2 separate regions of the Homo sapiens genome follow, and region 1 is linked to region 2. The links are chromatin contacts, found by Hi-C in ENCODE. All regions are on one chromosome and are shown on one strand. Each heading gives the region's core, a stretch centred on a gene start or an enhancer-like site at or near the end of the contact. The rest is flanking DNA. Distances are from core to core; before and after follow the strand shown.

Region 1 (5,075 bases), core at 1,246-3,745, 600 kb before region 2:
GTGGCTTCCAACCCAACACTCTCTGAGCATCCTTCACCCACACATGTGACGTTCACAGAGCCACAGCAGTCACAGAATCAGGCTGCCCTGCTTTGTCTCTGCCTTGGAACCCCAGAGGTGTGCTTGCTGGGCTCCTGAAGCTGGTCACTGTTCTTACATCTTAACTGCCTCACTCCTGTCCCCTCTCCTAGTACTGCCTAAGGTCTGAGAACATTAGAACTGAAAGAGGTCTCTTCCATTACCAGCCTCCTTCTTTGGCAAATAAGGAGAACAAGGACTAGAGAAGGGCATGACTCGTAGGAGACGACACAGTGAGTCAGGGCTGATTGAGTTGGGAGAGCACCCTGCCCTGCTCACTCATACCGAGGGCTCTTCTAATGTCCATCCCCCGGCTGGATTTTCCTAGCCTCCATCTCTCCCTGAGTCTCCCTGATTCTTCCACTTGAGTGTCTCTACAATTCCATTTTTTGGTATTGACTCCCACCTGCCCACCTGCTCTTCATCGTCTACACTGGCTGTTCGTGGGGCACAGGCAGTGGAGGGCACTGCCACAGTGCCGCCTGGTCTCTCAGGTACTGGCTGACCCCACCTCTTAGGACAGGGGACCTGTCTATGTGGATCAATCAGGACAGGAACTGGATGACCTGCCGTTTTCAGGGACAGGGAGACCCAAGGCCAAAGCTCTGCCCCCGTCCTAGGGAAGGACTCACTTACTGGGGATTCCAGTAGCTCTCTGTGTGAATGAACTCCCATAAGCACCAACCTGGGCTCAAGGGTTGAGCTGGACAAAGGGGAGAGATGACCATTTTCCTGGAAAGCTTCAGGGTTCCTGGAAAGGAAGCTGACTTCCTTACTATTGTTGGAAGCTGCTGGCTCCTGGTGATGCCAGCTTGATGCACTTTGAGAATAAATTGTTTCTGATATATTAGTAAATAATGGGCAAGTAAAATTTAGTATTCAACAGTCCACTGAGAGTCAGGAGGTCGCAGAATGAGAGGTATTGAAAAAATCACAGAGGGACCTTAGAGTTTATCTAATTGAGGGGTAGGGCCGAAGGAAGAACCTGGGCATTTGGAGTCACATTTGGCTAGGATTTTAGCTGTGTGATCTTGGGGAAATTATTTAATGTCTCTTACACTCAGTTTCTTCATCTGCCAAAGATGCTAATAAATATCTTCCTCATAAGGTTTTATGAGGATTAAATATTTTAAATGGCTATCAAATAGAAAGGCTTCCTACGACATATAATTCCAAGGAGGTATTGCTGGTTTTTTATGACCACAGATTTTTTTTTTCTAGGACTCCTTCTGCTGTCCTCTAAGCTAGAAGTCAGAAACTCTGGACTTGTTTCTTGGCTTTGCCACTAACTTGCCATGCTATCACAACTGGGCAAGTCACAGACTCCCCAGATGTTCTAACTTAGAGATGGAAGAGCCTCTACACTTTTGTTTCACATGTGAGCAAAGTGAGGCTCAGGGAGGGGAAATATCTTGTCTAGGATCACAAAGAAACAGCTGGAACCAGAAAAGAGCCTCTCTTCATGAAATGATAACATTGCATTTTCACAGGGGATTTCCCGAATCTTACTCCAACCTGGCAACTCCATGATTCAGAACCTCAGGAGAGGACAGAGGTGGCTAGGGATCAAGATGTCCCTTACCCTCAGATCACAGAGTAGACAACCCCCTCTTTCTCTTCCAAGTAGAACTGAGCCTGCTTCAAACCTCTCATTGTGAGTGTGCCTTCTGCTTGGTGATCAGATTCAAAAGTGCTGCAGCTTCTCAGAAGAGAGGCATCCCATGAGGCATACATTTTATAATATGGAGCCATGTGGAGTCCAACTCCAGGCCCAAAATCTTGAGTTAAGGACACATTAGGAGGCATGCTGGACTTGAAACAGGAATGAGAGTGGCTTAATTTGATTGGGCCCTACACCTCCCTGATTCTCCAGACTTGACCCAGGAGGTCTGGATGCCTTGTGAGATAACTAATTTGTAGACAAATTCCTATACTTTCCATTGTCTGTGTTTTTCCCATCTCTGACAGTTACCCTCTTTTACCTGTGCCACATGAGGGTCCTTGCTGTGTCACTAACCAGCCTGAAGCACTATCAGATTCTGCATCAAGTTGGCTAGTTGGATCATGTCTGAGAGGAGTTTTTACTGGAAATGTCAGAAAAGAAAACAAGGAACTAATATCATTGAGTGCCTATATGCCAGATACTGTTCTAGGTGACTCCACATGTCCACACATTACGTTATCCCCATGAATAAACATTCCTATTTGTTAGATGAGTTAGAAATTGGGAGGATAAGTGACTTGCCTAGGGTTACACTACTAGAGAGTGATGCAAGCAGGGTCCTAGCCCTACTAGTCCTTAGAGACCGGAAGTTCCTCCGCCTAATAATTGCTGTTTCTGTTGTTCTTGTTATGATTTCACATCAATGGAACACCAGAGCCTGCTGTTTGGCCAGCCAAGAACCGGGCAGTAGACACTGCTGCAGCCAAGAACACTTGCTGGCTAAAAAAGGAAATAACTTTCTATATGTGAATTCTGGCCAAATGATGGCAGAGGCCGAAGAGTCTGGGAATCCTGACCACTGTGGGCTGAGGGCCCCAATGTAATAATTAATTCTAGGAACAGCATATGTAAGGGATGGCCAGCCAGTAAGGCAGAAGCTAAAAGGAAAAACGCTGGGTCTCTTCTGAGGCAAGGTAAAGTGGGAAAAATAGATGATGATAACTCTGAGAGTTAAGAGACTGGAGTTCTGGGCACGGGCTTATCATCATCTATCAGTCCTAGTCCTTGGTTTTCTTTCTCTTGTCAGAGATGTAGAGAGGATGTGGGCTTTAGAGTTAGGCTAGCTGGATTCAAACCCTTTATGCAGCATTTGCCAGTTGTGGCACTTAGTACAAGTACTTAGCCTCTGAGCCTCAGTTTTTTCATCAGTGAAATGGGGCAATACTACTTTCCTTGCAGTGTTAATGGGAGGGTTAGAAAGTATAGTTATAAAGGGCTTCACACATGGGAAATACTCAAGTTAGTGTTGTTATCACTCTTACTTTACTTCCTTGGACCCTTGTCATCTTGTTTAAAAATAAGGAGTTGAGTTTGATTGATCTCTACATTCCGTTCAGCTCTACTGCACTATAAATCTATGACAAATGGGGAAAATAATAAAGAAATGTGGGTATTATAATTTTCATTAGTAATTAATTGCATGGGTACTAAGTTACCCCCTTGGAGCAATTAATAAGGACCTACCAATATTTTGTTGACATTTAATATCTCCATTTACTACTCCCTTTCTTTCACTTTTCATATTTTTTCTTCCAACAGTTTAAGAAAATTATTTATCCTAGCACGAATCTCTTTCTGCACTTTACTCCCTTCTACTTCCTTGGCTTTGAAACAACTGTCTGCCAGCAGGGTGTCTCTGAGTGGACCCATCTGTTCTTGCCAGAATAAAATAATTAAATTTAAAAAGGAATTAATTATCTGCCATTGGTGCCACTGGCCAGAGTAAGAGGAAGACTGAAGTGAGTACTTCATCTCACTCATCTCTTCTCCTCTCTTATCTCTATCTTCCTTTCCCCTCTACAATGAACAAGGTTCAGGGATGCTGGCCCTCAGTGGACTTCTAATTCTGAGGAAGGTGCCCACACTGCCCAGCTCAGTAGCTACAGTTACATCACATGCCTGATCATTTCTCCTGAGGCTGAAGTAGTTACCCCAAATGTAAATCAGGAAAAGAATGAAAATCCTAAATGTAAGAATTAGCACCAGTCACCTACAATCAACTCCCTATCCGAACAATGATCTCAATGAACATTCCTGCTTCAATCATCTTATATAAAAGTGGCCAGCCTTTGACTGGTTAGGATTTTCCAAAGAAGGAACTTCAAGTGATTTAGATAGAGTTTAGCACAGTTGTCAAGGCAGGGACACTGCTGTCAGATGAGCTGGGAGCTCTTACTAGCAGTGTGATCTTGCTCAAGTTACCCTCTCTGAGCCCTGTAACAAAAGATGAGAGGCCAGCCATGGTGGCTCATGCCTGTAATCCCAGCACTTTGGGAGGCCGAAGTGGGTAGATCGTCTGAGCCCAAGAGTTTGAGACCAGCCTGGGCAACAGGACAAAACCCCATCTCTAAAAAAAAAAAAAAAAATAACAAAAATTAGCTGGGTATGGTGGTGCATGCCTGTGGTCCTGGCTACTTGGGAGGCTGAGGTGGGAGGATCACCTGAGTTCAGGAGGTCAAGGTTCCAGTGAGCTGTGATTGTGTCACTGCACTCCAGCCTGGGTGACAAAGTGAGACCCTGTCTCAAGAAAAAAAAAAAAAGAATAGTCCCCACTTCCTCAGGCTGTTGTGAGAATCAAATGAAAACAGATATGGAAAGACACTTATAGAGTGTCTGGCACATAGAAAGGTGTCAGTGAGTGTTATTTTATTTCCATTATTATTATTATCACCTAGATCCAAATTCTTTTTTTGTGTGTGTAACTGGGTAAACTAGAAGACGTAGTTGGGAATATCAAAGGATAACAAAGATTACTGAAGTAGCTGAGGATCAAGACCACTTTCTCATGCAATTCTCCCTACATACCCATTTTAAGGAGAAATTATTGGGGTGAGAGGAAATCAGAAAACATGTACACAAATTAATAAGGTACAAAAGACTTCTGACATAAAGGTTATGCTTGGTGCTTTGCTTTATAAAGCTACCTTGATGTCTGACATGGCAGAGGAGCTCGATAAGCACTTTCTGAACTAAACTGCACTGATATGATACTATTTCTCAGGCAGCCTTTCAGTGAGGCCCTTTGGGTCCTTTCACAACAGAATTTTCTTAATTGGGAAGCAAATGAACTCTGCCCTGCACCACATTCCACTGTATGGTGAGTGGAATTATAGCATGGGCCCAGGGGGTTGTTATTATTACTATGAATAACAACCTTTATGGAGAACCAGAGATCTGTTAGATACTGTCCAGAACATGTGTCGTTGTCCAGAATTAGACTCAGACTCTGTGGAGTGGTCTTGTCATCTAATTTTGACAAGCTTGGATAAGTTCC
Region 2 (4,697 bases), core at 1,300-3,799:
TCTCACATCCTCACTTCTCAGAGGAAGCGAGGTCTCTTTAGCAGTGTGTGTAAAGGCTTGCATGTGAGGCTGCCCATGTTATTTTTCTGTTTATTAGGCAGAATGATTGATCTGAGGAGACCAGTGGCAATGACATCCTAGACACAGTAACATCAGGACAACCCATTACTTTTCCTATTACCTCCTTCTTTTCCTTTCCTCTAGAAAGAAAGAAGAGCATTGGGGTGACAGCAATAAATCTAAAGGGAACAATTATACTGATACTGGTTAAGAGGATCTTGTATCTTTACTTATTCCCGAATCTAAGAAAAAAAAAAGGAATTTGGGACTAAGGAGAATTCATTCTTCCTACAGTGTCACATTACATTTGTTCTGTGTCTAAAACCTGCAATATTCAAAACTGACTTTTATTATTAACTGTTGAGTGACTTACAAATGTTGTTAGAGCAGAGCAGGGCAGAACAGTGTCATGGATAATCTTCCAAAGCAGATAATTCAAAAGTCATTTCCATTTAGCTGTGCAAAAACAGTTTATTTCTCTCCGTCAGTTTTCCATTGGTTAACGTACTTTGTTTCTGCTAGGCTGATTTGACTACTGCAAGGAAATACATACCAAGGACATATTATTTGGCATGGTGAAACCACCTTGGGGTCAGAAAACTGAATACTACACAAGTCAAGGTTTAATGTATTATGTATCTTCAAGGGCCTTGCTTCAGTGTCCTATGGTAAGGAATTGAGGGGTGGAGGGAGAAAAGTAGGGATAACCAAAAAGCATGTACTCAGACATAAAGATTTTGGAGGGGTGAGCAAGAAGTTGCAGTAAAATCGTACCTTTTTTTTTTCTTCCTGTAAACTGTCTTTGGTTTATGAGCCAAAGAATGAGTTTATAAGAGGCAGAGCAAAGAATAGGGGAGTAGTGAATTTGTTGTACTTAAGTGGGATGTCAACTTCATAATATAAAAATGAACGTTTCAGCAAATAGAGCTGCTCACTCAGAAAGGGTGGCCTATGTAACTTGGGGTTCCCCATCATTGGCCGTGTTTAAGCCTAAGTGGCATATCTGGTTAGAAATGGATTACAGTAAACAGTATTCCTGTATCCTTCATTCCGCAAATGCAAAAGCCTACTCTGTATAAGGTACATGCAGAATATGAAAAGGTATCAAATCTGGATCTGCTCTCTGCCAGCTGTCAAAGCATTGCTTCTCACACACTTTAATGTGATCTTGTTAAAATGCAGATTCAGAACCCTGGGGATGGGGCCTGATTCTGCATTTCTAACAGGCTCCCAGTTGACGCCAACACTGCTGGTCTGTGTAACACAGAGTGATAAACGTTTCTAGAAGGAGACATGCAAATACTTATAATACAAAGGTAAGTACCTTAGGGATTCCACTAATTTTCATAAAAAACCTGGATCCCTCCCAACCCTAGGGCTGTCTTTGCCCTTTTTATACCTTTAGTGTTCCTTCTGATGTTTTCGTTGTTGCTATCTTCCTTGAATTTTATTTCTTCTGAGGTTTCTCACTGTGTATGCTGTTTCTTAGCCTAGGAGAGCCTTTTCGTTCTTCTCCTAAGACTAACATTTTACTAATTTGTCAAGGAGCTAGAGCTCCTAAACACGCCATCTTGAATTCTTCCCTGCGACCCCAGTCGGGCTGAAAGCTCCTTCCTTGTCGCTCCCCACTGAACAGATTTTTCTTGGGGCGGGGAGAGGGGGACGGAGTATCGCTGAGTCGCCAGGCTGGAGTGCAATGGCGCGATCTCGGCTCACCGCAACCTCCGCCTCCCGGGTTCAAGCGATTCTTCTGCCTCATCCTCCCAAGTAGCTGGGACTTCCGGCGCGCGCCACCACGCCCAGCTAATTTTTGTATTTTTAGTAGAGCCGGGGTTTCACCTTGTTGGCCAGGATGGTCTTGATCTCCTGACTTCGTGATCTGCTCGCCTCAGCCTCCCAAAGTGCTGGGAATACAGGCGTGAGCCACTGCGCCCGGTCAGAACAGTTTTAACCTCCAGCAATGACCACTGCTTCCTTCTGCCTGCAGTTGGAAGTCAGTTTCAGTTTTCTTATTCCCTATAAGGAACCCACCTCTCCGGTCGCCTAACACACAGATGCTGCCCAGAAAACGTGCTGGCGCACCTGAGGCGGGGTAGAAAGCCGTGCCGCTCCTCCCGGCACCGAGCACCGGAGCCCAGGGAGGCGGCCTCCGAGTGTCATTTGGGGACGTCCCTTCTGCCGGGTAGTCTCAGAGGCCAAGCGCTCCTATTATCCCGGGCGCAGTCTCCCCAGGCGGGACAGGCCCTGCCTGGCGCCCCCTCCTGGCGCTGGAGGCTGCGTGCGACTGCCCACCATCGAGGCGGCGGCGGCGGCGGCTAGAGAGGCCGGCGGGTCCCGGGCGCCGAGGCTGCAGGCCGCAGGGAACGCGCACTGGGCGGACTCCGCGCCGCCGGCCTTGTAGCCATTTTAGGAGGAATCGCTGGTCGCCAGCGAGGGGTGCGGCTTCAATTTCAATAACTTTATTGGTGGCCTGATCTGCAGAACAGCCATCACATCAGTGGCCCTTGGAGGAGGGAGCGCATCGCCCGAGGTGACTGGAGTGGGGGCGCCCCTGGCAGTGAGCGCGGGGACGCGGGGGAGGTCCCGATAGCGGGTTTCCTGAGCTAGGGCCAGTGAGGGCACCGGGGTATTTGCAGGCGTTCCCGCAGGCCAGGAGGGAGAGGGCTCCAGGGCTCGGCTTCCCTGGGGCGGGGAATCCCTTGCCCTGTCCCGAGGCGCAGGGGCGGGGCCGGGGGGCGCCCCTGACGCGGCGGCTGAGGTGTTCCCAGCCCGGTGTCGTTCCCCGCGGTAGGTGGTCCCCGACGAGCTGCAGCCATGGGAAACACCACCAGCGACCGGGTGTCCGGGGAGCGCCACGGCGCCAAGGCTGCACGCTCCGAGGGCGCAGGCGGCCATGCCCCGGGGAAGGAGCACAAGATCATGGTGGGGAGTACGGACGACCCCAGCGTGTTCAGCCTCCCTGACTCCAAGGTAAGCGTCCCATGCCCGCAGTTGGTGTCAGTACTGCAGCGGGTTGATTTCTGGGCTCCTCTTCCCTTTCTTGGTTCTTTTCTACCGCGCCGAACCGGGCTATGGTTTTTTGAATTAAAGGGATTTATCGGGGACAGAGGTGTTGGATGATAATTCCTCTTGAAGTGCCGCCTCAAAATAGGATAAAGAGGCGGAGTTCTTGCTTTCCTGGTGTTCTGACTAATCTGTTGGCCACATTTTTAGGATGGGGACAATAGACATCCCCCCATCCCCGATCCTCCGAGCACGAATGGCTCTCTTCCATAGCGTTGCTGAATTTGTAGTTTGTAATCCCTGGTGGACAACTTCAGAGGGTAGGTTGCACGAGTTGCTGACCATAGGTGGTAGTTTCTCACCTTTGCCCTGAGGTGGCTAAATGAAATTCTTTTTCTGAAAATTTCTATGTATCAGTATCATTTTTGCTCTTCTAGCAGCTCTACAGTTGTGATCCTCTTCCCTTTTGGCACGGCTGTAAGCAGCAACTACTTGCTTATTGAATACTTTCTCCTAGTCTTGGGGATCAATTAAGGACATCATTTAGTTGACTGCTTAATTTTTGTCCCATACTTTATAGTTGTGGTGGCTGAGGCTGTGCCTCTTTCACGCCCCGCTGCTGCTCCGTAGGTGGAAGAGCCAATGATTCCACGACTTGTTTACTCCTCAGTAGTACTTCAAAATGTTGCGTGGCTAAAAAAACGACAACCCACAGCTGCCCTGAAGACCTTGCTCTCAATTCCAAGGACTTTCAGGAAGAGAACAACTTGTTTTCACTCTGTAAGAAAGGACAGATGGAGCTGATAGCAGCGATTACCATTCTAATGTTTCTAATGGCTTTCAGAGCTGTCAGCATGAAATACAAGTAATTCCTCCAGGTAGACTGACTGGATGAGATAGAAAAATGGAGGGCTTGAGGAGATTCGGGTGTGTTTGATGTTTCCTATCATTTCATCACTTCCCAGGGAACTGGGGCTTTAGAGAGTGAATAGAGTATTGTTTGCCATATTGGTAGCACATGGAATTTGGATTCCATGATTTATTTCTTTGGATCTCAATTGATAACATCATCACAGCCTGGCGCAGAGGCTCACGCCTGTAATCCCAGCACTTTGGGAGGCCGAGGCGGTTGGATCATTTGAGGTCAGGTGTTCGAGACCAGCCTGACCAACATGGTGAAACCCCGTCTCTACTAAAAATACAGAAAAAGTAGCCGGGCATGCTGGTGCATGCCTGTAGTCCCAGCTACTCGGGAGGCTGAGGCAGGAGAATCGCTTGAACCCGGGAGGCGGTGGTTGCAGTGAGTTTAGATCAAACCACTGCACTCCAGCCTGGGTGACAGACTCTCAAAACAAAAAAACAAAAAAACAAAAAAACCAACCATAATCACAGAGAAGTGAGAGTGATTAAAAGGAGCACTTATTGGGGTTTATTCTCCAATTCTCCATTCTTATTTGGGCTATCTACAAGCCATCTGAATTTACTTCTTCAAAGCTTTCGAAAGGTGATCCGCCTCATTATATTTTTACCCTTTTCCTATGTTGATGACTCAGGATTTAAATACAGTGTATTTGTCGAACTGTGACTGCAGTAATTGGTGTCCTGATTAAAAGCCAGGTTGCTCTGTCTGAATT

Evidence for each region. A loop is a pair of places that touch in the nucleus more often than their neighbours do.
Region 1: a map of ascending aorta shows a loop between it and region 2 (6-fold over the local background). The contact joins the enhancer-like site here to the promoter of PRKAB2 in region 2. A Hi-C loop is called at or near these places in 1 of 168 maps with a recorded cell type or tissue (ascending aorta).

The regions. Positions count from the first base shown.
Region 1 is chr1:147,766,656-147,771,730 of GRCh38, reverse strand. All of the region lies in intron 1 of LOC102723321 (a long non-coding RNA gene), which reads right to left. It also overlaps a transcript of GJA5 not described here. Among named protein-coding and RNA genes, the nearest start is that of GJA5, 8.6 kb to the right of the region's middle. Within about 2 kb of position 2,495, at least 2 of the 41 ENCODE cell types and tissues checked have a DNase peak (open chromatin) inside an H3K27ac peak, as active enhancers do; they include ascending aorta, where a contact is called at or near this core.
Region 2 is chr1:147,170,322-147,175,018 of GRCh38, reverse strand. PRKAB2 (protein kinase AMP-activated non-catalytic subunit beta 2) reads left to right here and starts at 2,549. Exons shown (of 8, transcript NM_005399.5): 1 at 2,549-2,590; 2 at 2,852-3,030. The coding sequence starts at 2,875. It also overlaps a transcript of CHD1L not described here. RefSeq lists silencers at 2,220-2,449, 2,620-2,889.